Regions from separate parts of the Homo sapiens genome. Here all the other regions are linked to region 2. Evidence: chromatin contacts called from ENCODE Hi-C or POLR2A ChIA-PET data. All regions are on one chromosome and are shown on one strand. Each heading gives the region's core, a stretch centred on a gene start or an enhancer-like site at or near the end of the contact. The rest is flanking DNA. Distances are from core to core; before and after follow the strand shown.

Evidence for each region. Hi-C counts contacts between places; a loop is a spot of excess contacts on that map. ChIA-PET counts read pairs that join two places held with the same protein, here RNA polymerase II (POLR2A). Pooled maps may share reads with other maps.
Region 1: a pooled map shows a loop between it and region 2 (2.4-fold over the local background). The contact joins two enhancer-like sites. A Hi-C loop is called at or near these places in 3 of 168 maps with a recorded cell type or tissue (PC-3, mammary epithelial cell and prostate gland) and 4 of 50 pooled maps.
Region 3: a map with no recorded cell type shows a loop between it and region 2 (2.6-fold over the local background). The contact joins two enhancer-like sites. A Hi-C loop is called at or near these places in 1 of 168 maps with a recorded cell type or tissue (PC-3), 2 of 37 single-sample maps with no recorded cell type and 1 of 50 pooled maps.
Region 4: a loop to region 2 is called in a map of prostate gland, with 2.5 times the contacts of the local background. The contact joins two enhancer-like sites. A Hi-C loop is called at or near these places in 2 of 168 maps with a recorded cell type or tissue (PC-3 and prostate gland), 1 of 37 single-sample maps with no recorded cell type and 1 of 50 pooled maps. POLR2A ChIA-PET finds 5 or more read pairs at or near these places in 1 of 52 experiments (HEK293).

The regions. Positions count from the first base shown.
Region 1 is chr10:75,637,367-75,644,792 of GRCh38, forward strand. All of the region lies in intron 2 of LRMDA (leucine rich melanocyte differentiation associated), which reads left to right. Among named protein-coding and RNA genes, the nearest start is that of MIR606, 89 kb to the left of the region's middle. Within about 2 kb of position 3,590, at least 2 of the 41 ENCODE cell types and tissues checked have a DNase peak (open chromatin) inside an H3K27ac peak, as active enhancers do.
Region 2 is chr10:76,305,920-76,313,764 of GRCh38, forward strand. All of the region lies in intron 5 of LRMDA (leucine rich melanocyte differentiation associated), which reads left to right. It overlaps LOC112268057 (a long non-coding RNA gene), which reads right to left. Exons shown (of 3, transcript XR_002957050.2): 3 at 627-710. Among named protein-coding and RNA genes, the nearest start is that of KCNMA1-AS1, 580 kb to the right of the region's middle. Within about 2 kb of position 4,370, at least 4 of the 41 ENCODE cell types and tissues checked have a DNase peak (open chromatin) inside an H3K27ac peak, as active enhancers do.
Region 3 is chr10:75,606,713-75,613,835 of GRCh38, forward strand. The region is part of intron 2 of LRMDA (leucine rich melanocyte differentiation associated); the gene reads left to right. Among named protein-coding and RNA genes, the nearest start is that of MIR606, 58 kb to the left of the region's middle. Within about 2 kb of position 4,864, at least 5 of the 41 ENCODE cell types and tissues checked have a DNase peak (open chromatin) inside an H3K27ac peak, as active enhancers do.
Region 4 is chr10:75,769,541-75,777,320 of GRCh38, forward strand. All of the region lies in intron 2 of LRMDA (leucine rich melanocyte differentiation associated), which reads left to right. Among named protein-coding and RNA genes, the nearest start is that of MIR606, 220 kb to the left of the region's middle. RefSeq lists an enhancer at 5,231-5,525. Within about 2 kb of position 4,056, at least 10 of the 41 ENCODE cell types and tissues checked have a DNase peak (open chromatin) inside an H3K27ac peak, as active enhancers do.

The DNA.
Region 1 (7,426 bases), core at 2,340-4,839, 670 kb before region 2:
AGTACATACATAGAAAAATGGAGGCAGAGACAGAGAGGGGGAGGGAGGAGGCGGAGGAAGAGGATAAAGAAGCAGCAGCAGATGAGTAGAGAGAAGGGGTATGGAGTGGAGGGAGACATGGGGAGCATCATTTGCTCCAGGAGACTAATCTCTTACTGGCTGTCCTCTTGGAAAACACGTGTAGCATGTAGTGTGTAGCTGTGTAGTTTTCTCGGAAAGCTGCACCAAGATCCTGAGCTATGGAGATGCTTAGCCTTCCTTGGAAAATGTTGAGAAGGAAAAATTGGAACCACTTGGTTCCTAAGCTTTCAGAGAGCACAGGTCTTTTTAGGATTATTTTACATTGATCACGGGAGTGTCTGTCACACGTTGATTTCTGCCTCCCCTCTGGGTCTCAGCTGTCTTCCTAATAGGCAGCTGCCCAGAGTGGAATGTGGCATTGTTAACTATGAGGGGTGACTGGACTGTCAGCCCGGCTGGCAGGAACCTGGACGCTGGAGGCGCCTGACAGCAACCCCATTTGCATGGTGTGCAGAGAGCACCTGAATCCTCTCTCATTAAGTGTTACCCCTAAACACCAGCAGCACTGACAAACAGCCAGAGACCCTCAAATAACTCCCTTTAGGTCTCATCCTTCATGAGGACAGCATCATGGGGTGGTCGTTTCCAAATCTTTTTTTTTCCTCTTTATTTTAACCTTTGAAACTATTTTTCCAAGTAAGATTTCTTCCACAGAGTCCCAATACAGGATACAGACCAAAGAGAAGATGCTCTGGCTAAAGAATGGGGTGGAAAGCTTGAATCCCAACTGCTTCAGAGAGTGTCTCCATGGAATCCTCAGGTTCCTAGGAACACGGTTTGAGAATCTACAGTTGATGGCAGAAGGCAGGTTTTCAGTGGTGTGGGATTTATCATCTTGGTTTTTCCTGTTTTAACTGAGTGACTGCTGGAGTTTGCTTCCCAGGTTTCCTTCTCAAGCGGCTTTCAGAGCAATAGGCAAAAGGTTGAGAATAGCATCAAAAATTAAACCAAGCCCTACTGCAAGCCAATTTGTAAAAACTGTGTTCCAAACGGCTTTGGGGAAGAGGATGTGACACTGTGTAATGACTTCTTGGAAAATTTGTTACTTTTTCCCCTTTCTCTGTCTCCTTTCTTTCTTCTCTCGCTCTGCTTCCCCCACCCATTCCTGATTTGATGAAACCGTTTGTGATGTCCAGCATATATTTTGCTGCACACTGTGTGTTGTTGTACTTTAGCAATTTATAACTATGATCAATGTTGTGACCTTAGGGAAATTGCTTATATAATTATAGAAAGTTTACAGTCGTAAGACAAGGAATGGGGAAAATATATCACTGTAAAATATAAATATGTTTAAATTACATTTAGGATTTGGAATAGTTCCTTGCTTGTGTTTTACAGAGTAATCTGTGATTTAAATCAGGTTTAGTTGTGTTTTTTCCCCCCTAAATTGGGTATTATAAATCAAGAGTAGATGCTGGATATAGCACACAAGAGGATTTCTTATACATTTTAATGTTGCATAAGTAAGAAATACCAGTAGTTCAGCAGTAAAATTGCAAATGTAAGCAAAAGTGAAGATTTTTCCAAATTTAACTAGGTTGCATTTGTTTAGTAAACTCCAGCAATAATTTACTGTTTTATTACGTTTGCCTTTGAGATCTAGGCTGACTTTTTTGTTCCCTTTCTTAAGAAAGAAAAGGGAGGTACATTACTGTAATTGCTCAGAGCTAGAGAAAACCATGAGAGTACCATTTTGCGTTCCCCACCTGTGATACGTAAACTTAAAAATGTAGGGAAGATAGGATTCTTCTTCAGATTAAATGTATTTGTGGGTATATCAGTCACCCAAACAAGGCATTTTTTTGGTTGGGTCAGACTTTCCATTTGTGCTGTTTGTGGCAAGGCTAAGTGTTTTTGTGCAAAAAGTAGTAGAATGTGTTAGACCTGGCTTTACAAGTGTAAGCAGAGGCAGGTCTGCTGGTAAGGGTGGAGATGAGGGAAGGGGAGCCGAAACAGTTTGGCTGTGAATGGGCACATATCTTTCTTCAGATTCTTTTGGGGTCTCTGGAAGACAGGTAGGCTTCATTTGAGATCAGTCTCTATTATGGCAAATGGGTGAATTTCATTAGACTTAGACATGTTGAGTGCTCCAGAACCAGTGTTGGCACCGTGAAGAAGTTGGGCAGAGGGAAGTTCTCTCATTCAGCCATGCGGCTTGGCGTGCAGTGCTCCTGAAGCGGCTGATTGTCTCCCACCAGCCCCCTCCCGCCCTGTGCTTCAGATGGTTAACAGGGACCCCGGCTTGGTTTAACTTAGGTTTGAGAGAAGTGAACTCTGGGATTGGGTTGGATGATGTTGATTAATAGGAGTGAGAGGGTGAGAGACTCCAGGGCCAAGCAGTAGGTCCATCTTGGTGGCATCTGATGTTGATTGGCTTTGTCCTGCGCGGCTGCGCTCGGAGAGCGGACATTAAGATTAAGTGATGCTGTCGTGTTGAGGAGCACGGCACTGCATCATTCTGGGAAGAGACAGCTGGGGTGGTTAATCCTTCATCACCAAGGGAGCACTGCCAGCAGAAAGATATACAGCCAAAGATAACCCTCCATAACTTGTGCTAAAGATCAGAAAACTTTGAATTCACATCCATCTGCTTAGTCTGGGGTGAAGATGAAAGATAGGCAGAACAGGAAATAAAAAACTCCTGAGGGATTAATCTTAGGTATGGTATGTAGCCCACAGAGTGAGCAGGCGGGAGAGAAACTTTTACATGGCGTTTAAAGGGAATTAAATGCACCTGGTTTCATAGCAGCATTTTTAAAGTAAAATTAAATGGTACACAGTCTGATTTTTTTGTTGCATTGCCATCATTTTCACCCCAAGATGCTGCTTCCCCCCATTAGGCAGGTAGATGTTTTTCTTTCTAAGGAGGTACTCTTAAATCTGCATTTATGGACAATGAACAGTGGATGCAGATAGGAACACTGGAAATACTAATCAGCAGACAGAAGAGCATTTTGCCTTCTCCCCTCCCTTTGTGATTTTAGCAGGATGTTCACAAAGTCTGACTGTGTGTCTGCATTCTGTGTATCTGTGTCTGAGTTTAGATCTGAAATTCTCTTGCTGTGAATATTTCTCAACAGCTGCAATGATTTTATATATCACGTGTAATCGAATTATGCATTGTTGCCATACCAAAGTGATGTGCAGGGGGGAAAATAAATCAGGGAGGGAAATAAATTAGAGGCCCCTCTCCCATCTGCAGCCTCTGCATTCCCATAGCGGTCAGGCTGGGGAGTGTCTGTTGCAAGGTGAAAATGCTGGGGAGAGCAGAGCTATAGGCTCTGTCCTCAGCTGACTTTCTATGTTGAGTTCAAAGGGAAGCTTTTTTTTAAACAAAACAAAACAAAACAAAAACCCTTCAAGTGATATTTTATATTTTTTTCCCCCATGCCAGTTTGGTATTTGAGAGTCTGAGTGGGGGATTCTCAGTTTGGGGCCTGGGCCACTTGCATTGATGTGCTGAGGTGCAAGATTCTTCTGCCAGCTTCCGCATTACTTGGGCTTTACTGCACTCCACCTGTGATTGCAGGGCCCTGGTGAAGAGGATGACAACAGTAGAATACACCACTGTTAAGACACACAAGGAAGTAGAGGTGGAAAAACACTTTATGGAGAGTCAGAGACCTGGGTTTAAGTTCTTGCCAAGCTCTGTGAACTTGAGCTCTGTGTCATTTTATCTCTCTGAGTGTGTTACAAATGAGAAAACTAAGATTGAAAGAGATGAAGTGACTTGCTTAAGGGAGGAGAAAGGGCCAGTGCACCCTTGGGAGGTTAAAAAGAGAATAACAGATGAAATTCTGTATTTTTGGTTAGACGATGGGAGGAGGAGCCATCGGTCCTCCTTTGCTCTACTATGAAAGGCTTCCTACAGAAGGTGTATCTGTGTGCTGAGCTGTCCAGGATGGTCTTGATTTAGAAAATTCAAATAATACATTAATATGTGGATATGTTAATATATAATATATATATATACAGATATTATTGAAGTTTATAGTTTTGGTTTTTATTTTTAATAAAGATAGTTCATTAAATAATGGTTAAATGTGATTTAATAATTATTATTTTTAAAGACAGAGTCTCGCTGTCACTCAGGCTGGAGTGCAGTGGTGCAATCACAACTCAATGCAGCCTCGACCTCCTGAGGCTATATTTAAAAAAAATTTTTTTTTTGTGGAGACGGGGTTTTGTCATGTTGCCTACGCTGGTCTGGAATTCCTGGGCTCAAGCTGTCTTCCTGCCCTGGCCTTCCAAAATGCTCAGATTACAGGTGTGAGCCAAAAAGCCCTTGCCGTGATTTAGATAGATTTGGTAGATTTCATTTAAATAAATCTACCAGAAAGATAAATATCCAACTTAGGAAGCTGAGGTGGGAGAATTACTGAACCTAGGAATTTGAGTCCAGCTCAGGCAACATAGCAAGACCCCTACCTCTTAAAAAAAGAAGAAAGATAAATATTCTTTGTCAGGCCATGAAGTTTAATTTTGGATCTGGAAATAAGTTATGATAAATGTGCAGAGAAAGTGTATTGTACTCATAACTCCTCACATAGCAAACATGGGGTGGATGATATTCTCAACCACTAAGAAGCAGCTCATCCAAGGGTCTCTTTCCTTCAAAGACCATTACGTTGGGTTCTGTTGGCTGAGAAGGGGGTAAAGAAACAGATTCTTCGCAGATTCATGAACAGGGTGGATCTGAAAGTTTATCTTGGTGTGAGGCTCACGTGGAAAGATATGAAAAGAAGAAAAGTCTCAGCTGTAAGATGTAGTGGTCTTCATCTGTTTGAGCCTCAGTCTCAAGTCCTAAGTCTGCTAAGCATGAACGTTTCCCTGTTGGTTCCATGGTGAGTATCCAGACTTGAATCCCTGACTTCAATGTCCAGAGGACCAAACTGGGGGATTGTTGATACTCTCCAAGCTGGAAGTAAAGTGGAATTTGTGGGAGATGTGATATAAGGGCCTCCGTTTGTGGTAGTGATTGCTTTTCAGGGAATTTTATACTTGGGAACAAATCATCGGGCCAGTGAATGTCAGTGACTGTTGGGTAGTGAATATATTTTCTGCTTGGATCCCCCAAATACCCAACTTTTGCTGTTTCTGGTCACTGTAGGGTTAGCTCTTGGCTGGTCTTTTGGGAGGTTTTCCCAGTCTGAAGGGCAGTGGAAACCTCTGCTGATTCCCTATGCAGTGGATGAATTTTTGGCTAAAGTTGTCTTAGTTCCTGCCTTATTTACTGGTATAGCAAGTTGGTGTATGTGGCATAGGTACACCTTGCTTTATGTGAAAGTCACACCAGAAGGGCAGTAAAGGGGAAACAGTGCTAACTCTAGAGTTAGCAGACCCAGGCTCTGGTTCTCACATGGCCTTTGCTCCCTCAGGCTTCCTAGTGTTCCCATGATCTTTTGCTGAATTACTTCAAAATCTAGGGATTTGAAACAAGCATGTCATAAGCACATGTATTGTGTGGGTCAGGAATTTGGAGAGGCCACAGTGGAGTGGCTTGTCTCTGGTCCACAAGCTTGGACCTGGGCTGGAAGGACTCAAAGACTGAAGATGACTTGATGCTAAGGGCTGGGATTATCTGAAATGTCTCTCCATGGGCTTGGCTTCATGGCCACCTCAGCACGGTAGGACTTTTTAAAACATTAAAAAAAAATTTTTTTTTGACAATTTCTCTTAACACTTTTTTTTAAACTTTGTTAAAACTGATTTCACTCATTCATACACACATTCTGATTTCAAGAGAGTAGGTTAATTGATTCAAGTCATTATTGTCCATGCTAACTCTGGAAGAAACTGTGTAATAAATAACTAAGGGATTGAAAATGGACTCTAAATTCATTTGTTAGCAGTATGACATTGGAAAATATAATGCAACTTCTTTAAATCTCAGTTCCTCCTTTGTAAAGTTGCGATACTCCCTATTAGAAGATCAATAAGTCCTCTTCCAGGCTCCAAGCGCAAGTGTTCCGGGGAATGAGATGGAAGCTACATCCCTTTATGGTCCAGCCTCAGCAGTCACCTGGTGTAACTTCCCTGCACTCTGTTGGTGACAGTAATGCCAGCCTGCCTAGTTTCAAGGGAAGGACTTAGTCTACCTCCAGATAAGGAAATGGCAATGTCACATTCTAGAAGGGCATATTGCTGTGAGATGTGTGATACCCATCTTTGGAACATATGCCACATCAGATTTCTGTTCTGTGAAATGAAGAAAAATGAGTTGGGGCTGGAGTTAATTGGTAAGACCTCTTCCAACATTAGAATGATGCAATTCTTTAAAATTAAAATCCAATTTTCTTTAAAAAAATAATTTACAAAATGATGATATGCTTTTTTAGAGAGTCTACTTTAGGATATCTTTAAATAGAGAGGTACCCTGGTACAGTAAGAAAAAACTCTTATGCAATGTGAAAGACACTGATATGAGTGATGTGAGTCCTGTATTTTCCCCCCTAAGTTATTTCAGCAGAGTTTTATGTTGATTTGTTTTTAGTGCAGCTTTATTTCTTGTGATTTAAGAATAATTAGGTGGCATGTGAATATCTCATCATGATTTCCCTGAATGTTAAGTTGGACATGAGTTAAATGTTCGAGACATGGGATTCAGGATTAGAATGTAAGCTGGAGATCTGGGAGGTGATTAGACTTTGAAATAGGACCCAGGAACACTTGTAGCTTCCCTCTTATCCCAAGACAGGGATTAAGATAGAATGGATGGTGACCCTTCTGGAAAAAGCTTTTTCCTTGCTGGGAAGAGGGGTAAATCATCACCTTTGGCAGTGGCACCGTTCTGATACCAGATACAAGGTTTGAAGGAGGATGACTGTGGGGCAGCTGCCCTCAGGAAGGCATCACAATTAAGGAGGGAAGGGGTTAATACACTGACTAATGTTTTAGTTTACAGGCACTGGCCCTTCTCTTTGTTCTGTTTTATCATACACATTTATCACGTTCAACCTGGCAACCCAACCAAATAGCTATTTAAGTTGTAAAAATGAATCATAGCACAATTTCATGAACTGTGTGATATAACTGAATCTAATCACATTATACAATGGGGTCTTTGCCAGCATGGTGTACCTGGTTCTGGGCTTCCTCAAAATAAGTAAATAAATAAACAGGCTTCATTAAATACAGTCACAGCAGGGTGGCTGAGCCGGCTGGGTTGTGGGTCCAGGGAAGGATGCAGGCAGATGTGTCACACTGGACCCTTAGGCTTTTGTGTGCTAGCTCATCCCCGAAAAGCCTGCAGATCACACTGGCCCTCTTCTATCCACTGCATGCCGCCAACTGATTCTCTAGTTTATTAAATACGTGGCTAGAGGTCCTGGAAAGGATGTAA
Region 2 (7,845 bases), core at 3,120-5,619:
TTATTTCTCAAATGACTTTCCATCTATTAAACTATTTTCCACCATTTCCCTTGGCTCCAATCTACTATATTAACTATATTTTATAATAAACACATTAGTATTGTGAAAATTAATATTTAATAATGTAGAGTCCTTATCTAGAAAAGTTAAGTTCTTATCTAGAAAGGTACACAGGCTGAGGATTAGTATTAACTTTACAAAGAAAGATTGGGTTTGGAACTCAGAGTTTTTTTATATCCTTATCCTCTCCTCTGCAATCAACACATACACACATACTTTTGCATACTGCAGCCCTTTTGGAATTCCAAATGTTAGCATCCAAGCTTCATGGTTCTTCTTCAGATTTTAGCTATCCTGATATAGACACTGAGAGCATGTGGGCTCTAGCCCAGAAGAGTTTTAGCAGCCTAGCAGAGCATTTGTACATATCCCCCTTTGGTTGCTATAGTGGGTGCTGTTGAATTGCTAAGCAGAGAATCCTGCCTACTTTCTTTGGGTCTCTTGGGGGAAATGAAACTCAAGTGTAGCAGCTAGTCCTAAGTCTGTAGGTCTTCAGTTCCACATCCTAAGTCACACATGACACGGGGCATGGATCTTCAGGGGCTTACCTAAGCTGTCCAGGACACATTGTCCTCATCCTCAACACAATGAACCTGGAGGCTTGGATATATTCAAGGCAAACATCCTTGGCATCTCTTTTAGAAATAGGCCTGAAAGATAAAGAGGGCCGAGTGATAGAGTAATGGGGAAATGCTTTTGGAAAATGAGAGATGCACATTAGAATTAATTTTCCCATACCTTTGAGGTTTGCATATGTCAAAATTAAAACTTTTTAGACTGTTGTTCCCAGAGGACTTCCTCGTGCTACTCTTTTGTACTGGTCACATATTCTCTTGTGGTATTATCTGTTTAATGTGTGGACAAAATGTGTATGATGTCTCATTCCCAGAATTGATACCAGTAGTTGCTTGACACATGCTAATTAGTAATTAAATATACTGTATTACTCCTCACTTAAACAGAACATACCACACTGAGTTTAACTTTATCCTGTTGACATATATATGTGTGGAGGAGTGGAGGAAGCCTGGGGTGTCATCATTTCAGAGGTCTGTTGCAGCATCTTGTGGTTCAGCTCTTAGTCTAGCTTTTTGTGGTTGTTTCTTTTTCCATGTCATACTGTGACCCCAGCAGCTACCCTTGCCCACCCCTCATGTTGCTCTATTTAGATGCCTGTGGCTGTTTTTAATCTTCTGTGGGATACCAAAGCTTAGAAGAATAAAATTGTATGATAAACCTGCCTGATGTCAACTAAGATCCTGAAAGGTATAAACTTTATGATATCTGCAAGACCTCGTGGGGAGGGTTTTCTGGAGGTGGAGGCCTTTTGTTGATGTTGATGTCAGGATTGAGCCACTGCATAATGAGTTCAGTTTGGCCTAAAGATAATGATGAGATGTTTTGAATGTCTGGGATGCAGTGAGGGGCTCCTGAAGACTTACACAGGAGGTCGTCTGCTTTCGAAGGGGAATTTGCCCTTTTGGCCTCTTTGGTGTCCACTACACTGTATTCTGGGATAGACCTAACTCTGTGGAACCACCATGTGACCACCCTTAATCAATAGTGGTCTGATGGGGCCAGCTGCTCTCTCAGCACTAGGAGTGGCACAGGAGCCAGGCTCAATCAGGTAGAGGGTTCTTTCTCATGGGTGAGGAGATTCTTTCCAGGATAGGCACATAACCCAAAGCAGGCCACGGATTCCCAGATTTTGTTGGAACTTACAGGAAAGAGAAACTCTTTCTTTTGTCTTTGAAGATGGTGAGGTACAGATGTGGGGGGCTCCTGGGAGGCCACCACGTGGAGAAACCAAGAAACAAAGCTGAGATAGAAATTTCTGATGAGAAGTTTGAACACCTGGATCTAACCGTATATGAAACCATATACCTTGAGCTCATTAAAGCCCCCTGCTCCTCTTTTTAAACTTAAAGCACTTTGAGGTGGATTTCATGACTTACCATCAAAAGGATAATCTTATTTTCCTGAACTGTTCAACAAGGGAGATTCTACAACTTACCCTGGAAATGTAGCAAGTGGTCCCCATAGAGTCATTTTGGTCAAGAATTCTTAATTGTGTGTGACTTAAATTTCATTTTCTGACAGTCTCTCTGTAATGTAAATAACAAACCAACCCTACTTGCCCTCTCCCCAAATCAAAAAATCCTCAAACCCAGGAACAAAATTTTGATTAGTCTACTCCTTCCAAAGACACCTTCATCTACTTGAACATCAATTTTCAATGGTCCCTTCAACCTTCTCTTTAAATACTGTCTTTATTATGCAACTTTGAAATGATCTACCTGTAGATATGTATGGCAAGTGTCAACACTAGTGAGCCATGAGAATTTGTCATAGCAGCGATCTCACAAGCATATCTTGAAGGTTTTCCTGTGGTTTCATCCTGGCATCTGGTCCTGAAAGACGAAGATGGATAGGGAGCCACATGGTGGCTGTTCACTGGCCCCAGGAAAGGCCGTGCTTGTTTCCCCTCCCAAGACTACTTCCATGGACCGAGACAGGTAACTGCAGTTACCCAGTGACTGGAGGAGATGGAGAAGATTCCAGTAGAACCAGCCAATCTAAACCCAGGTCCTTCTCTGTGAAGTCACCTTTGCTACACATCAGAGACCATGGGGCTGCTGCTTTCTCACCAATCTCTCTCCTGCTCTCACCTCTCTCCTCCCAGCCTGGGGATGGAGAAGCCATAGCAAGCACCCATATGGCTCACATTTTCTTCTCCTCAAAACCTCTCCCCATAGTTCTGTCTGAATCTGAAAGTGACGGCTCCAATTAAGACACAGGAAGAAAAGAAATATAATTTCTAAGTCACTTGGCCTGGTGACATATATGTTGGGAGTTAGGAAAGTCAGTGTGCGGCTTCTCTACCATCCCAGGCGCTGCAGTCAAACAAATCAATTCAGCCTTCAGAGGGGCATCCATTGCCTTGTGATTATGTTTGTGTAAAGTCTTGGGGTCTTTGATCAAAGAATGGCATTTCAGGCCAGTCCCTAATCCTCACTGCCTTAAGATGTTTAAATGGGTTAAAAAAAAAAAAGTTGATAACAGCTGGGATTTAAATTTGCCTTTGCCCAGCTTTTGTTTTGAAAGGACTTCTATTATCCGTGGCTTCCCTTTTCGAGGCAAAGATGGATCATTGGGTAAACCAAAAAGGGAAAGAGGATATGGGAGGAAATGGGCGGGGACTCTGAATTAATCTTCTGAGGAAGAATGTTTGATCAGCGGGGAGGAGGGGATGAAAACCTCTGATGCTGACAGCAGGCACCTTTCTGATGAGGGTGTGATTGGCACCTTTGAAGCTTCAGTCAGGAGCCAGTGTCCAGTGGGTCAGAGCTTCCTCTGTCTGTGGGTGGTGGAGGTAATAATGAGGCAACTGGAAGGATTAATTGCGGACAAGCAGCAGGATTACGAGGAGGGCTTCTCAGCTCCAAAAGGAACAGTTCGAGGAAAGCCTCTGATCTGTCAGCCTTAGAGGAAATTAGTGGGAGCAGACTCGAGCAGGCTTAAAAAAAGGCATTTAGGATATTAAAGCGAAATGTGAAGAGGATATTAAAATAGGGCAAAAGGGCAAGGAGCGCTGATCTTGAAAGGCGGGTGTCTCCCTCTTATTACTAGGAATTTCCAAGTTTTGCCCAGATTTCACAGACACCTTATTTTTACAGTCCAGCAGAGAGATTTTACTTGCATTGCAACAAGTTAGGGGAGGGTCAGACTGGATTTGAGGTGGCACCCAAGGTCCTGTACAAAACTTGTTTGCTGTCCACCCTCTGGCAGTTTCAGAAGCTCCTGAAACTAAGGCTCCTGGTATAATTTTACAACAAGCCAGCGCATTACTGACATCCTATCTGCATTAGCTATCTGTTGTATGTTTTACTTCTTACCCTTCTGGTTCAAGTCTGGATGCTGCCAATAAATCCTGTGTTACCATTAAAGAGGCCATTCATCACGCTTCCTAATGCGATTAATCAAGATACACCACAGTACCCTTAAAATGAGATCATTTTGATAAATCATGTATGACATGAAAAGACTTTATTCCTTTTAAGTGCAATTTAGACTGTAATTTTTTTCCTCATTTATGATTCATGGGAGAAACATGGATAAAATTCCCTTGCACAGTTACACCTTATCTACAGCAATAACTCAAAACTGCTTTTAGATGAAAATTCAGGGTCTTATTCACCAAAGCTGAATGCCAGCTCATTATTTTCTGGCGTTCAGTAGTCCAAAAATAATGTCCGCACATTAAGCGGCATTCTCAAAAAAGTTGGAATTGGCCAGGCTCCAGGCACATCAATTACACTCCATCATCCTTAATAAGGAAGAAATATCAGATGTCCTCTTGGAGGTTTTTTGAATCAGTAATGCTCAGCCTTTACCTTCCCAATTTAGAATGATTGGGAAACAAAAATGGTAGTAACAAAAAAAGTATGGGAATTTCAGGGCCTTTACATGACTCTTCTCCTGTTGCATAAGTCTCAAAAGAGGTATTTTTTCCCTCCCATGCGGTTCATGCTTCCTTTTCCATTCCCCTTTTCTCATTTCACAAAGGAAACTACCATTTTGTTAGGTCTGAGTTTTGTTTCTAAGCTGCTGTATCTGTGATGCAGGCTTTCCCCTCACAGCTGTCACAATAATTTGGGAAACGATATTCATAACCTCCAATAGAAAAATAATTTGAAAATGTGCCTTCTGGTGAGATCCATCAAGTTTAAGGCCATATTTTTGGTTAAAAGGGAGACACTGATGCTATTCATTAAACTGAAAAATGGCTTGTTTTCCACTAATATTGAAATAAACTCTGGATGAATGTTAAGTCATGCTGGCATGCACTCTTATTGAAAGCAAAAGGAAAACACAGATATATTTAATTTGGACATGTAAAGTCAACAGAGTTTTAGGTCTTTCATGAGAAAGGGAATCAGGAAGATTGGCTGAAACAAATGTGAACAATTAGAAGTTCATTTGCCTCTTGCAAAGAGTGAGAGCATTTAAAGAGGGATTCAGTGTCTGAGAACTATAGACTCACTTGCATTTTTTTTTCAACCCCTGGTACCTATGAATAAAGAAATAAAGACTTGATCAACATGTAATTTATTTCCCTGCTGTTCTTAGAGATTCATTTGGGAAGCAGAACAAAAGCCAGTATTTGACTCTGTTTTTAAGTAACCCAAGAATGCACACGTATCCTATTCATGCCCACTTAACATAAATGCAGCAAAACTCAAGTTTATTTGGGTTATCACATTTATGCTAATGCTCTGTACTTTAATCGGATAGAAACTGACATAAAACAAAAGTTCCTTGCATATTATTCACACATTTAAATGAAATTTCCTGTGCTTTTAATTTTTTCTAATATGAAGAGTCAATTAAGAATCTAAGGCCATTAAGGCTGCACTTGCCTTGTTTAGGTTTCCATTTCACATTTATGACTTTCTATTTTTGTGAAAAAAGATCTGTAAATTTGAAAAATATGCACGTATCTCATTAAAAAAGTTTCCCAGCTCTAGCAACACTCAGCAAATCTCCAAAGAATGCAAGTTTAAAACATAAATATTTTAAGGCCCCATAAAATTGGCAGTAAATATTTTTCCCCCTTTAATACCATGTTCATTTCATTCCAATTTACTACCACGATTATATTTTCCAAAGCGGCTTTTAATACAATACACAATTATTTCATATGGGGTTGGGTAGGTCGCCTCATTAAGCCTGCAAAGATCAGGCCTCTTGTGATCCCCACAAATATACTTGCATTTACTCCTAATTAAAATGGCCCTCTTAAATTGTCTCAAGTTCATTAATATAAATAAGAAGCTAAGCAAAATAGCCACAGTTGAACAGTTAGCAGGGCAAGATGACCAGGTCCCCAAACCTCACACAGAGCAGACTGTGGTATGTATGCAGTGGTGCCCTGCCACCTGTTGGCTCTGCTTACACATAACAGGGTATTGATGTCCCTCATGGTGGTGCAGTAACCCTCTCTGACCCCTATCCCTAGTTCATCATCCCCAAGAGAAAAGAAGAGGCCTTTGAGAATCCCAGGCCTCCTGATTTCCCCCATCATTCATTTCCTTGGCTACATGTTTCTCCTGCTAATGCTAAAAATTTATGGCTGAGCACATTAAGGGCAGTGCGAGTCCTTCCCTACTTCTGGATTATATCAGAGTTTCCTGTCATAAGGAAATCCAAGATGTGTCCTCAGCTGATTGCATGTGACAGTGTCTGCTTATATCTCAGGAATCTGAGGCATGATGGATAAACTGTCAGTTTTGAAGGATGATATTTTCTCCATATTTCCATTATGAACTGGGCTGTCATCTCCTAATAAATTTCTTGCATTGGTATCAATTTATTTTTACAAGCAGAGGGTCTGATGTATTTGGGAAAGGCACTGACAGCAGATCTGGCCTAGCCTGACAGAGCTGGCTTCAACTCATTTTGGAAAAGTACTTTGGTTCCAAGGACAGAACTTGACCCGTAGCCCTCAAGATTAAAAAAAACCTCCGTGAGAGGAAAAGAGACACATGAGGCAAGTTCCTTCTTTTAAGCCAAAATAAATCAAGCCCTTAGGACTACCATGACATAATATCATTTTTAAGACAGTCCTACAAACCCAGTTGAGATATGCCACGTGTAGCCTTCTCGTCTGAGTTAGATGAGACCATCTAAATGTTGTTAGAGCATCACAATAATGCAGTGAATTGATGGATGAATTCGGATTATAATGAAGCTAGGGATCTCACAATTTTTGCTCCCAGAAGGGATCTCAGTAGTGCTCTTCTGCTTGACAAGTGAGAAGCAAAATTAATTCATATAATGCCTATTTAATTATGAAATATGGGCATGTCTCTGTCATGGCTACTGTGAAGGGCAGAAAAAGCTATACAACATGAGCTTTACCTCTCAAGAAACTTAAAGTCCAGTTGAAGAGATAAGATATTAAACAAAATTAGAGTGAAGTAAGAATAAATCATAGCTAACATCCATGAGCAGTGGCTAAGATGGTTGTTTCTTACCCTTATTTAACATTTACCTTTATTGGGAAGGGAGGCAGCATAACATTGTAATTGCCAAGACAGCAGCAACTGGAGGCAAACTGCCTGGATTTGTGTCCCAGCTCTGCCAAGGAGTAGTTACCCAAGAACTTAAGTGAGAGCTTTGTCAGGGGACTTAATTTCTCTGGTCCTCGGCTTCCTCATCTGTAAAACAGAACTAGGAGTTGTGACTCCTCGTGAAACTTTGTGAAGATTGAATAAATCAATACATGGAAAGTGTTTAACGCAGTTCTCGACACAAAGTAAGTACTAATTAAAAATGCTAATAAACGTTAGCATTTTTAAACTATCATTATCATGATTGTGACTATTATTACCATTATCACTGTTAGTCAAAATGTGGCTTAAAGAGTTTAAGTCAATTGCCCAAGATGGAGCCTGGCTCTAAATCTTGATCAATAAGGCATCAGAGCACAGAAAACAGAGAGTTAAACAATATACAAATTGTGAATTAGTCAAGAACAGAATCCTTGAAGCTTAGTTATTTTTCTTACTGTTCTTTCCATTCCTAGACTATAAAATAGCCCTTTCTCCATTGCCTGAAACATACTTTAGAAGCTAGTTGAAAAGTGTTATATGTAGTGGTGTGTAGGTAAATGCTTAACAGCCAAGTCTCTGGGAAAAAAAGTGTGTGTGTATACACATGCATATATAATATATTGCATTTTTTAGTTATATAAATGATGTGTAGAACACAATTAAAAGTAAA
Region 3 (7,123 bases), core at 3,614-6,113, 700 kb before region 2:
CTTTATATTGGGAAAATTCACTGTTTGCCACAAGCAAGAGAGAAGGCAGAAAGCATGGATACAAACAGATCTGAGGGTATTTTTATGTCTGTATCTCTATTTCTGGGGGCAAGGGACAGTGTTGCCATCCATTAAACATTTATTGTATTAGCAACCTCTGGCCATCCCTGCTAATGGAGGGAAAGGATGTTATGATAATCCAAAATAGCACAAAGTTCCCAGTTTTAACAATTTGATTTGGCAGTGCATTACAATAAAATCCCATGAATTCAACCTAATTAGGAAGGAGGCCAGTTTGGATTAGTGAAGCCCAAATGATATTTTATGGAAAATTGATTTTGTAGCTTCCAAATTTATGCAGCCACTTGAATTAGATATCAAAGTCTACAATAGAAATTCCCGGAACAGTTTTAATGACTAGTTAAAAATACTTGGCATTTTATTACAAAATGTTAGAGAAATGGTTACTTCCAAAGTGATCAAGACATTTCAGAACAGTCCTCTTGAGTTTTAACTATCTTCTGAAAGTCTTTCCTATCTTGTATTTATGAACAAGGCCTTTCTTGACATACGATAGGAAAGTAAATGCTTGTTAAAATTTCTTCAAATTTCTAGTCTGTTAGATTCGAATGAATAAAATTGACCTACATGATATTTTCCCCTCAGCAGATTTGTTGTCTTAATTCTGTTATGTTAAAGCTACTACAGATGGGAAGCCATTTCATGTAATACTGTATTTCTTTGGATGTTCTTATATTGAACTATATTTTTCTATTGATACAGGTGATAATTTTGTAGTGCTCTAATTTATAGTGGGCCCTTCCACTTTTAGTTTTTAACACATGATTTTCTCAGGTCCTAACCTTCTTTTCCTCCACATTTAATTATCTGTAAACAAATGCTAAAGCATTACAGATGAGCATCTTTTTCTTTTTAAGGGAGAATCACTGCCTTGTTTTGGTTTTGTAACAACAGCACTGTCTTCATTCCTCATGTGCAAGCAAGTGAGGTGACTTAGTGATTTCCAAATGACTGGCTGCACTGGAACCACCCAAGGAACTTTAAAAAATTGTGATTCCTAGGCCCCACTCCTGGAGATTTTGATTCAGTGGTTTTTTTTTTTTTTTTTTTTTTTTTGGAGCCCAAGATTTTCTATTTTTAACCAGCTCTCTGGTTGCTTCTGTTAGGTATCCAAACATGAAGTGGTTGCCTGGAGTGGTTAAAAATCCATTGTCCATATCCTAGCTATTGTGAATAATGCTGCCATGAGCATGGGAGTGCAGATATCTCTTTGAGATACTGATTTTATTTCCATCAGATATATACCCAGATAACCAAGAGAGGGAAACAACCTAAGTGTCCATTGATGGATGACTGGATCAAAAATTGTAGTGTGTGTATATATATATATATATATACACACACATACACAAAGCAATATTATTCCACCTTAAAAAAAGAAGGGTGTCCTGCCATTTGCAACATGGATGAACCTGGAGAACATGGTGACATAAACCAGACTTAGAAGACTACTGCATGATCTCACTTATATGTGGAATCTAAAATAGTCAACCACATAGAAGCAGAGACTAGAATGGTTGTTACCAGGGGATGGGGGGCCAGGGAAATGGGAAGGTTGTTGGTCAAAGGGTACAAAGTTTCAGTTATGTAGGATGTAATAAGTTCTGGAGACCTAAATGTACAGCATGTGACTATAGTTAATAATATACCACTGTATACTAGGAATTTGCTAAGAGAGTAGATCTTAAGTGTTCCCACCACACACAAAAAATGGTAACTATGTGAAGAGAAGACTACATTAATTAGTTTGACTATAATGTTCAGTTCACTAATGTACATGTATATTAAAGCATCATGTTGTATACCTTAAATATATATAAATTGTATATATTGACAATAACAAAACCCAAGAGCCATACAAGGCCACAAGTTTATTTTGCATCTGCTATACACAGATCCAGAGTTGGTTAGTTTGGGAAGCAGTGGTATATTGTGAGCCTGCAACTGTGAAGTGGGGGGCATAACCCTTTAAGTGAGGATAAGGCTGATGAGTCAGATCATGTTTGCACTTCACACCAGGGTCTAGCTCCTCTCTGTTCACTGTTTCTTCCAAAGAATCCCTTTTTGGTTACTGTCTCTGCCTGGGTCACCTGTCTTGATCAAGGGCCACATTCCAAGCCTTGGTCTCCAGAGAACTTCAACACGACCAACAGTTTGTCTGGTGCAGTGACCCTTCACTATACTCACTCTCGTCACCTGCACGTACTCTCAAAGAGTGTACATCTTCTCATCAGCTCTCCCTAGTTTGTTCACGGGCCACAATGGAGCTTGCACAGCACCTAACTGAACACTAGCTGCCCTTGAGGTCATTAGCATTCAGGGTTGTGCTAGCATGCAGCCAGCACTCTCTAGGTTGGGAGGTGGGGTTAGAATCAAGGAATCAAGCCCAAAGTATTAGAAACAGGAGGCTCCAAAGAAAAACTCCCTGAGGAGGCTTGGTATGAAGCTTTGAGGCCGCTGCTTGGAAATGGGCTTTGTAAAGACACCCACACCCACACTGTTAATTTGTAGGGCTGTTCATGAGTGAAGTGTCAAGTACTGGGGTTCTTGTCAATGGCAATTAATTGGAACTTAAAACTCTAGTTTTTGAAAGTGACGTTTAAGAAATAATCACCAATGAGCTTCATTTGAACAATATCTGTGGCCATACCATTGTCCATTGGCCTTCCTAGTGGTCAATCTCTGCTCTCCAGCACCTACTTCTAGAAGGAGTAAATGTGGCATCTTGGGCGAATTCAGCATCTTTCCCCTTTTAAGAAAATTGATTAAGTTGATGTAAGCATTTCATTTTCTTAAAAAGTTGCAAAATTAGAATAAAATACTTTGCCAGGTGGTAAGCATTGTGGACAGGTGTAGTGCATTGGAAGGAGCCCTAGCCTGGGCGAGCTGAGAAGCCCTGAGTGTGTGCTATGATGAGTCTTGCAATTACAGAGCATGATGTGAGCCTCAGGTGGAACCAGGCTGCGATATGCGTGCTCTGTGTGGTCCTGTTGTGGGAGCAGGCATCCACAGTCACCCTTTTTGCCCAGAAGGTCTTCAGTAGGCAGGGATGTAGTCTCCCTAGTGAGAAGAAGAGGCTGTTAGACTTTATTGGCCCAATAAGGGAAAGAATGCCCAGTCTCCAGGACTTGGCCCAAGTGTGGCACATCCCAAAGATCTCAGACCTACACTAGAAGCTTTTCTAGGTGGAGTGTATAGTATATTCTAGGACTGCAAAATCCTGCTAACTTGGACAAACTGGGTAAATTACAGCTTCCGAACTGGTGAACATACTTAATTTTTTAAAAAAGAAATACAGCTTTATCACTTAAAAAATTGTGATAGGATACATGTAACATAAAATTTGCCATTGTAACCATTTGAAAGTGCCATGATTCAGTGGCATTTAGTACATTCACAAGGTGGTGCAACTGTCACCACTATTTAGTTCCAGCTTTATCACTTTTAAGTATAGAAAATATTTTGAAATAACTGGCAAATTCTTTCTATTGAGAAGTAGTCCTCATTAATACTCATGTAGACACAGACACACACCACACCTCCCACATCCCTCACCACAAACACACACCCCACACACATCATACACCCCCACATACAACATACACACCATTCCTCCTCATACTTCCCTACACCCCACATGTACACACAGCACTCCCTGACACCACATAGACAAACACATACCACACCCCCACATACACACACACACCACACATACACTCATGTATGTAAATATACAAAGTACAGTATATTAATTTTATAGTCTCATCGTGGCCAGAAGGACCTTAGAGAGTCTCTGTCCAACTCCATGGATGAGGGAACTGTGATCATGGCCAGAGACTTTATGGGACTGGCCCATGTTCGGGTGGCAGAGGCAGGCCCAGGTTCCCCAGTCCTGACACAATGTATTTTCTTTAATGTCTTTATAATAGGCAATACATGTTCCCTAAAATGTATTGTTGAACTGAAACCTTTAAGAATCATTTATTCTCTTTGTATGAATGTTTTTCCCTCAAGTCTTGTTTACATTGTGAGCTTTCATAGCAAACCCTTTCTTTGGCCCAACGTAGGCTAAATTTTACCGCAAATTCCAAATGATGGGAGTCGTAAATTTTTCTTTTTCCTGAGTTGGCCTTGTTCTGGTGGAAACTTAATGTGTGTGGAGTAATGAACTATTCTGCTGAGGGGAGGTGGACTTGGGTGACAGCATGCCTCTACTCTTACAGGGTTTGGGGTGGTATGAGGTTGGGGACAGGGAAGGCTGCTGCAGAGGCTGGAGCTGGTGGGGCACTCAGACAGGGGGAGCACAGGGTGAGAGGGGCAAGGACCCCTAGAGAGAAGCCCTGCCTCTTTGGTGTCCTTTGGAGGCAGAAGGTAGGCATTAGGAGTGATGATCTGGACAGGTCCTGTGTAGCTGGGCGTTTGTGGAGGCAAGTGCAGCCCTGATCTACTCTCAGTTGTTGGACAATGGCATGGGCTTGTAAAGTCGATCTGTGAGCAGGACCTTGATCGGAGTCCACAGTGGGTGTGTAGCTGCCAGTGCTTGACTCTGGTTTCATTTCCTTTTTATTGTAATAAAATTTACCATTCAAACTATTTTTAAGTGTACAGCTCTGTGGCATTACCCGCATTCACATTGCTGTGTAACCGTTACAACCATCCATCTCCAGAACTGTTTTCATCTTCTCAAGCCAAAACTCCATACCCATTAAATAGCCACTTGCTATTTCCCCACTCCCCTCCTCCCCTCAGCCCCAGGCAGCCTCCATTCCACTTCCTGTCTCTGTGAGTTTGACTACTCTAAGTTATCTCATATGAATGGATGCATACAGGACTTTTGTCCTTTTGTGACTGGCTTACTTCTGTTTTCTTAACATGACTTTATCAGCAGCTAGCCCATACAGTGCTTCTGGGAGAAGTAGAGAAATGTGCTCCCCTTCTCTGGGTGGATGTAACCCCTGGCCAGAAATTGAGCTTGGCAAGCACAGTATAGGTTGGATTTCAGTCTCCACCTGTCCTTTTGGCCAAATGCCGTCAGCTAGTGCACAACCTGAACAACTGTTCGACTTGGTCCTGTGTATCAGGCCTGCAAAAGGAGATTTCCTCTTGCCCTGGAGCCCCTGGCTGGGTGTCCTCCCTGTTGATACTTTTTTGGTCCCCTTCTCCTATTCCCCAGTTCCCTCTGCTGCCTTAAGGTTCAGTTTTGTTGATTTGCCCCAGACTGGGACCTCCAGAGAATAAAAGGCCAACAGAAAAGGTGAATGGGGTTTCTAGAACAATATAACTCATTCAAATGCCATTTAGTGTGGGCTAGGTACGAATGACTTATGTGGATTAGATTTCCTTTGGAAATACCCAGGGGGTTAAAAATTAAGAGGAGAAGTGTGTAGAAAAATAAGTGCGAGGTTTTACTTATGCAGTGCCTTTGAAGACTAGTTGAAATATTTAGCAAACTGAAAATGCAGCTGGTTGAATGTGCTCTGAACCGTGCTGGGCCCTTTAGCCTACCTCTTTTAATAAACTAGTGGCTGAATTGAAAGCAATCTAGGCAATAATGAATATTCTTATAAATCTCTCTGGTTGAGAAACTCTAAAAATATAGCCAGATCCCAAGCAGTACCTATTTCCTCTTAATTCTACTATAATACTTGAATGATCTTTTATAAGACATTAAACTTTAATTGATGCCATTTTACTAAGCAGATTTTAAAAGCAGCAATGTCAGTAATTGAACTGATCAAGATGACTTTTGTTTATTATGTATGATGTGGAAAGAGGCTTTTATAAAATGTTATTTTTGTTCTGATTTCCAAAGAGTTTGCTTATTTATTTACTTATTTTATTTATATATTTATATATTTGTATATATAAATATATAAAAATATATTTTTGAGTAGTGGATTTAGAGAGGCAATAGTGTGGATAAGAACTGATAAGCACAGATTTTCATGCCCTCTCACTGTGAAAGTATTAGAGAAAATATTGATGCAGAACAAGGAAAAAACTGTGTAAAATAAAGTGTAAAATGAAAAAAAAAACCTGGGTAAAATAATCTAGTGGAGACATTTTTCAAAGTATTAACTTTGGTGGGGAAAAAAAAATGGAAGGTTGAGATTTTGCTCATGTCAAAAGACTTGGCCCAGCCTTTCAACTTTGCTATTGCTTTCGTTGGTTTGCTGTGCTAAGAGCATTACTCAAACGTATGCTATTGTGGTTGAACTTCTTCTTTATCCTTCCTTCTTTTGACGTTCCTGGGCAAGGCTGTCTTCACTCAGGACAGGCATGTTACACAGTGGGGAAAACTGTAGACTTGAAAACCTTGCCAATTTTTTTTTTTTTGTAGCAGTTAACTGTGGCTCAGGATTAAACAGTAAGAGCACTATCTGGCTTTCTTCCTCTTTTCTTCCACAATCCCCCCCACTTCCTCCTGAGTTTGGTCATTAGTTTTGCTGCCTTTGGAGTTTTAAAAAGTTGGATTGTTTCTCTGTTATAAAAATAACACATACATCAGACTTGCAGATAGCTACTAGCCAAGAAAAGAGGCATTTTAGGGGCAGTGAGGGATAGGGGTGGAGACCAGGCAATGAGTGGTGTCCTAAGAAACGGAGAGGATGGAGGGGAACATTGTTGTGTGGACTGGTACACTTAAAATATTTATGGATCAGACAGTATCTCTAAATCTCTGTCCTCCTTATCTGCACATCACTCTCGCTTTTTTCATCCCTACCCCTGGGGCAGCTGTCTCATTTTCTAGGTAAAGAAAACCAAGAGGATTCTGCAGCACCTTTAGGTGTGATTGCTAATGGTATGGTGTTTGCAGAGTTCTCCAGGTTTCATCTTGTTTTTTCACAAAAACAAGATTTCTTATGCAAAATGGGTCACCAAACAATTTCTCCAGAGCAACAGCCAGTGTTTCGTGCAGGGGAGATGTTAGCAAACCACTGACATATGGATGTGATCTCTGTTACTTTGACCAGATTCGGTTTCTACAGAGTACGTGAGAAGGGAAGATAAATTTTGTCCTAGTAATACTATAGCGACTCAT
Region 4 (7,780 bases), core at 2,806-5,305, 540 kb before region 2:
TTGGTCCATCATTATTATAAGTATGGTGGGGGTGGTGGTAAAGGTGTGTTAATTTATTTTATTTTTTTATATTTCATTCGTTTTCTCCCCTTATTTTTAAAATTTGTATCAAGTATCTGTTACCTTATTTTAAAAAAATTTTAACATATCAAAATTGGCTAAGCAACATTGTTATTTGTTTTCGATTGCTTATGCCAGGCATGGCATCCTCATTCCTGTTCTTGTCTTGTGTAGCCGCTTGATCAAGAACTGGCCAATATGGTGAAACCCCATCTCTACTAAAAATACAAATATCAGCTTGGCATGGTGGCACATGTCTGTAATCCCAGCTACTTGGGAAGCTGAGGCACGAGAATGGCTTGAACTGGCAAGGTGGAGGTTGCAGTGAGCCAAGAGTGCACCACTGCACTCCAGCCTGGATGACAGAGCTAGACTCTGTCTCAAAAAAAAATTATTTTAGGTTGGGTGTGATGGTTCAAGCTGGTAATCCCAGAACTTTGGGAGGCTGAGGCAGGAGGATCGCTGAGGAAGGAGGATCCTGGGAGTTTGAGACCAGCCTGGGCAAGATGGCAAGACACCATCTTTACAAAAAATAAAAAAATTAGCTGGACATGGTGGTACACACGTGTAGCCCCAGCTACTCTGAAGGCTGAGGCAGGAGGATCCCTTGTGCCTGGGAGTTTGAGGTGGCATTGAGTTCTGATCTCACCACTGCACTCCAGCCTGGGTGTCTGAGTGAGACCCTGTCTCTTAAAAAAGAATTAATTTAAAAACTTACAGTTGAAAAAGTTTCATGTATGGTGGTAATGGTTGCACAACAGTATGAATATACTTAATACTACTGAACTGCATACTTAAAAGTGGTTACTATGATACATTTTATGTAATATGTATTTCACCATAATTTTTAAAAAGTTGTATATGCACACAGTTAAAAATGCCAATAGCATTAAACAGTCAGCCAAAAGTAAGCCTTCTTCCCTATAGCAGTTCTTTTCCCAGAGGCCACCATCACTAACAGCTTCTTTTGTTGTCTTCCAGAAACTTTTTGTGAATATTCAAGCACAGAACTATATTTTGAAAGAATTGTGTAATTGGAAAATAAAACCATATTGGCCTTGTGGAGGCCGAGGGTGGGGTGGGGCAAGAGAATGATGGATGGAAGAGAGATGGGTGGGTGAAGTGAGGCTGCTGGTGACCAAGTTCTAATTCAGAACATTTGTGGAAACTCTCCTTGCTCGGGTCTCATGCCACGCTATTTCATCAAGGAATAGGAAGCTGAATTGGGAACTTGTGGGAAGCCAGGAGGAGAAAGTGAGTTCTATGGAGTTGTCATTTGCTGTAGTCCAGAGGGAGATAGCTGTGAGTAATGGGGTGAAGTTAAGCAGAGAGGAATTTAGGCTGGGAAAATCAGGACAAATTTCACAATGGGGCGAGTGTGTAGACGTGTCCGTGGGGAGGTAATAGACGCCTTGCCACTGGAGGGGCTGGAAATAAGACTTGACACAAAGCATGAGAAAATGGATGATAGGGAACTGTCCCTGGGGGTTGGTGTGGTGACCTTAATCAGGCTCTTCCCTGCCTAGCTCTGGATTCACTGATTCAGTCTCAAATGATCCAAGGGAGAGAAACAATTGCTTGGAAAATGGCCGTAGGGGATAATGGCTATTGACAGCAGATATTGGCTCACTCTACACAGGTTCACTCCCTCCCTCCTTCCCTCCTTCCTTCCATCCATGCATTTTTTTTTTTTATCTAGTCATCCATTTAGCCAAGAGTTCTTTAACACCTACTAAGTATATGTAGATTATTGAGGGCACTTTACATAGGCTAGTAAGAAAAGTCATTGCAAGAGAGGACATTTATGCTGAGGCGCGTGAATCAGAATGGAAAGACCTGGGGAGGAACATTCCCGAGAGAGGGCACTGCCCTTGCCAGTGCTGCAAAGTGTGAAAAAGCCTGGCGAGTTTGAGGACCAGAGGAGGTCAGTGTGGCTGGTGAGTGAGAGGGGTGATGAGGCTGAAAGAGCTTTAAGGTGAGGTTGAAGTCAGGAAGCAGGAGCCAGGTTGGTCAGGGCCTGGTGGGCTCTGCTTAGGAGTTGGAATTTTGCTCTGAGAGAGATGAGATTTGAGTATGGATCTTGGATGGCCTTCTGTTTCTGCTTTCAGACTTTCCTTATACCTTCCAGTTCCTACTTTTTGAGAATCAGGTGTGGCAGTCAGACAGAGGTGGGGGGGTTTTGTGAAGAAGGGTGTGGCACAGGGCTTGAATCACCAGGTGTGGGAAAGGCAGGTTGGGCAAGAAGCTGAGACTGGGAGAGGGATTCAGCCCGTCTTGCAGCTCTGTGGTTGCTTCAGGTGGTCAGAGTTTTCAGGGGGAGGCCCATGGTAGGAAGGCAATTAGTACTGGAAAAGATCAGCTAAAGCAAAGCAACTTACATGGAAAGCAGTATGTAATAGTAAATCTAGAAAAAAAAAGTTTGGAATTTAATCTTGCAAGCTGAAACCCAAAAGGATAAAAATATTTGGTATCAAAAACATTTTCAGTTGTAGCTGCAGCTATGCTCTAATTCTCAGAAAAGCAATTCAACTATTAATTTAATTTTTCTCCATAAGTGTTAATGACAGAATTACACGCTGGCACCATATATCTTTTACTTCATGTTTGCTTTTATTGTGCAATCATTAAAGTTGTTTATTTTTGTAAAATTAGGACTTTATCAATTTTATGAGGGCCTTTCTTAATCCTTCAGTATTTAAGTCAGTCTTATAAAATGTTGTTATTGACTTGATTTTTGCTTTTTCAGTTGGCCTAAGGGCATAGGATCAATGGTTTTGGGTGTAATTTGAGCATTTCTCTGTCACTTCAGTTGAGTTCGTGAAACGCCACATCTTTTGCAGAAGTTTCGGTTTCATTTTGCAGTTGCTTTGCACCAGAGGCTTATGTAACATTTGACCATCAGATGGGCCTAAATTGTTGATACAAGGATCAGGGATGAATGCTACTTGGAAGAGAAGTTTGAGTGGGAACCGGTCAATTCGCTAATGAATAGTTATGATGACTTTGTTTCCTTATGCAAATTCAAAACTGAAAGTGCTCGAATAGCAAATATTTGGGTAATGAGGTTCTTCCCTATTAAAATGTAAGTACCTAAAGTGCGTCTTGCTGTGGAAGGGCCCAAAAGGTACAAAATGTACTGGCTTTCAATATCCTGTCATTTCTAGTTAGGTTTAGGTATATATTGGTCATTTGCAGGACTAGAGCACATTTCATAGCCAGAGTGCCCTGCCCCTCAGGGCACTATTCTTATTTTTTGGGGGGGGTGGGATGGGGGGGGGCAGATTAATCAGGGATGTATGGATCATCCCAGCTTGCCCTGGGAAGCTTCTTGGAATTTGGGTGTACACCTTCTGAAAGTGAATGGATTTGAGTAAAATTTAAGAAAAATACAAAAGAAAAAGGAAAGCTCTCCATCTTGTTAAAATAAATTTGTTCAGAAAAGTATCGTGAATGTCTATATTCATTCCACTGCGACCTTGCCACTGTTGACATTTTAGGTAGAAAATTGTTTGTTATGGGGGACTGTCTCATATGTTGAAGGATGTATCACAGCATCCCTAGCTTCTACTCACTAGGTACCAGTAACACATCCTTTGTGACAATTAAAAATGTCTCCAGACATTGCCAAATGTCCCTCTGGGTCAAAGTCACCCCTGGTTGAGAACCACTGATCTCAGGTTAGCACAGAGAGGCTGCAATGGAAAGATTGTAGTATGTTAACTAGGTGAAGGGATTGACCACTCCCAGTTCTGAGCAATTTGATGGGTTCTTAAAGAAAGCACAGCCCTTGGAGCTGGGGAAGGAAGTTTGTGACTCATGGTGGTGAATCTAGGGGGTTCCTGTGTGGGTCCAGTGGAGCAGGTCTGGTGAGAGGGGACACTGGGAGCCCCAGAACTCCGAGCCCCTGGGGGACGCCAATGAAGCTGTCTATGAGAAACATGTGGGAAGAGGGAGACAGATGAATGATGAATGTTTTCCACGTCCTTGAGTTGTGGGTCACCTGAGGTCTAGGCCTGCGGTGAGGCCACTCACTCATTTCAGCTCACACTTCGCCCAGTGAGTAATATTTGTTCCAGCCTTTGGGTCACTGTTTACTCTGCCTCCCCTCTTGTCAGTTCCCTCTGGCCTTCTTTATATCTTTCTGAATATGAGTCAGTCTTCAAGATCCAGCTGAAATTCTAGCTCCTAATGGAGCTTCCTCAACTATCCTGGCCCACGTTGAGTTCTTCCTGCTCTAATGCTCACATTACTTACCAGAGCTTTTATTTGGGCATTTAATCAAAGGTAGTTGTGTTTCATTATATTCACATCTTGTGTGTTTCTCATGTCCTCACTGAGTCTGTAAGTTCCTTTAAGGCTTAGTCTGTATCATTCTTTTAATCCGCCATGATACACAGCATAGTATGAGTACATGGTAGGTGTTCAGTACATGCTAAGTGAATCAGAGTAAATGGAAGTCAGTCTTCTTGCTCATCCTCTCAGTGTCATTTATGTCTTCCAGATCCTCTCCACACACTCCAGCCCTATTTCTTTAAATAGTTTAAGGAGACAGCACATTGTTTGACAGTTCTGCAAACATAAAAAATAATTTATCTCACACTTAATTTTTATCTGAAGACAAGTTTAATATTTTCAAGCATTACATTTTTATTTTTAAGTTCTTACATCCTTTTTGTTTCTCTTAATGTCATTTTGGCTTCAAAGGGTATAATTTTGAAATTATGAGTACTGTAGGACTTGTTAGTATTTCTTCTTTGTGTGTATAATGTTTCAAGAACTGTTGATGGCTAAATGTCATTTTTATACTTTTTGGATTCATAACAGTTCAGTTAAATTCAAAAATAATTAATAATATTATGTATCTTAGAAATAGCTGTCATGTATCTGGTGGATATGACATATTGTTAGATATTTTAAGTTAAAAGTTCTGTATGCAGGCCAAGTTGAGAACGATGAGGAGCAGACTGTTTTATAGACAAGCAGAAGGATATAGTAGATTTATGACAAAGCATATTACCATAATGTAACCATGCTTGGAAAACTGTGTGGCTTCTCAACTCAAAAAATAAACTAGTGATCAGTAGCCTATCTCAAACACTTTTTTTTTTGCTTTATTTATATCTGGTTTCATTCTGAAAACAGCAAGACAACTGACAAGTTAAATAAGATATTACCACTAAATAACAACGTACCCACGGCAGTTTTCCCAGATCCTTGAGGGCAGCTTAGACATATTGGCTCTTTGATTTTTAGAACTTAAGCAGGGATGAAAGCTCTCCATAAAGGGTCATTGTTTCCAAAATGGAGCTTTCCAGGCTGGAAGGAAACAAGGCTTTCAAGAATGATATCAGCGGTGGGAGGTGTGGGGGAGGATCCCCTGGCCTAGCCTCAGTCGGGAAGTGGTTTATCTACATTCACTTAGCTCTGTCCTAGTCAATTGAAACCAACTGGCCATTAACTTTTCCTTCACAGAAGTGGATTGTTCTTCCACTGTAGATTTTGTGGGGCCTTCCTGAGAGGGGCCTATCAAGAAGGTTAGGCCTGTCCACACAAGGATTCTCCATGTTATTTTTATAGGAAGAGGTCAGATTTAGCCTTTGCAATTCTTTTGGTCTGACTCAAACAAGCATTGGAGATTTTCCTCTTATAAATCTGTTTTTTTGAGATGGGGTCTTGCTATGTTGCCCAGGCTGGAGTGTAACAGCTATTCATAGGTGCAACCACAGCACACTACAGCCTCAAACTCCTGAGCTCAAGCAATCCTCTTGCATCAACCTCTCCAGTAGCTGGGACTACAGGCATGCACAACTGTGCCCGGCTTCCTTTTATAAATAGGTTTTCAGCTTGCAAAGAAATGAGCGACAGCTTATTGCATTGATTCTAACAGTGTTGTATCCTCAGGTATTGGAAAATTCCACTAGTGGTCAACATAATGGGTCATGATGTCCCATGTGGGGACTTAACCACAGTCAGTATGATCCTGGTCCAGTGGTCCCCCGAACATGTGTGAGTCATATGTAATGAGGATGTAAGCAGCTCTTGTGCGTGGGGAAACCTCCCACATCCCACTGAGGAGTCTCTGTTTGAGCTACTCCAAAGGAATCTCTTGGTGGCTCCACAGAGCAGTCTTCTTGTTCCCACCTCAATTCTTATGGCATTGTCCAAGGTAGCAATGTTCCTGGCTGTCTTTTCACAGTCTTACTTTCAAGGAGCTCCAAAACCTCTAGAGATCTCCAGCGTAGAGGTAGACCTGGAAACATGACAAGTGCAGGCCTTGGGGATGCTGACTTAAGATTCTGAGGCAGAAGAAAAGTGTAGAGAGCACACTCCTCTGTTTGCCTCAGACCTGGGGGCCAGGACACTGAGCCTGCTATGAATACCCAGCTTGAGGAGTTTAGTTAGCAAACCATGAGGCTACTATAATTTGCTTTAATATCTGCCTCTTTCCCTTTGCTGTTGATATTAATTAACCTTACCCCAAACTCAAGGAGAAGCAGAGAAGAAGCTATTTACAACTTCCTTTATTATTGATCAACTCAGAACCACATTCATTCAGTGCCACTTAGATGCTGAACACTGAGGAAAGCATTGTGGACCAATGATGGAGAAAGCCTTTTACAACTGCTGCTATTGCTGCTTTTTCTCTCGAGAACTTGAGAATTTGGGTCCTGGAAGAACTCACAGAGATGATTCAGTCCAGTAGTTCGCAAGGTTCTAGAAATCATCTGGGGGCATATTGGAGGAAGAAGGGACCCTGATCCACTCTCAGAAACCACTAGGTTTTCCTGTACTATTTGTTGGACTTGATTTGGAAAAAGAGTTCTGCATGCCAACATAAGCTTGAAATGCAGCCTTCTTATTTTACAAAGGGGGAAACTGAGGTTCATGGGCCAGAAGGAACTTAAGATGGAAATTTGGGGATTATTTCCCATTCCATGTTTGGCTGTATCCCTGTAATATTTTCAGTGCTATTTTGGGATTCATATTTGTATCAGTTACCAGAGATTGGTTCCCCTAAGTAAATCAATTGGACACTATTAGCAAGGGAATTGCATGCTGTACATTTTACCCTGTCTTAGAGAGAAGAAAAGTTCCTATCTCCTGTTTGCATATCTTTTATGAAAACAATTTAAACCGCACCTGTTTAAACCTTTCCACAGAAATGTCTGAAAGGTAAACAGTTGGTTTTGGAGCAGCTATAACGTGGCATTGTTTAACATGGCAGCTCACTGATGGTTGTCTTTAATTATGGCCGTGCTGTCAACCCCTGAAGTCCCTGCTCTTTGTTGTAGATCCGATATGACGTTTGAGGTTTTCAAAGCTGCAGAGATGAAAGAATCAACAGTCAAATATTGCTCATTCTGATATGCTTAAGGAGCGAGGAGGGGGCATTGCCCATGAGGGCTGCAGAGCCGGGGAGGGAAAGCTGGTGCCCTCTGCTTTTGATGGCAACCTTGAGTGGGGAGCCGGGTTTACTCTGTTTGTAAGGGAGCAGGGCCAAGGCTGGGGGAGACGGAAATGATTTATTCAGTGATGGTAAACAAGTGCAGAGTACAGGCTGCCGAGCTGTGCAGGGCTGGTGGGAAAGCTGGCTGTCTCTTGCCCCCAGCAGTTTGAACATTAAAGATGTGAAGCTCAAAGCAGACCCAACAAGGCTTTCTGGAACCTCCCCCAGCCCCTTCCATTTCCTTTGTCTTCAATCTCCCAGAGCTGTGTGTCT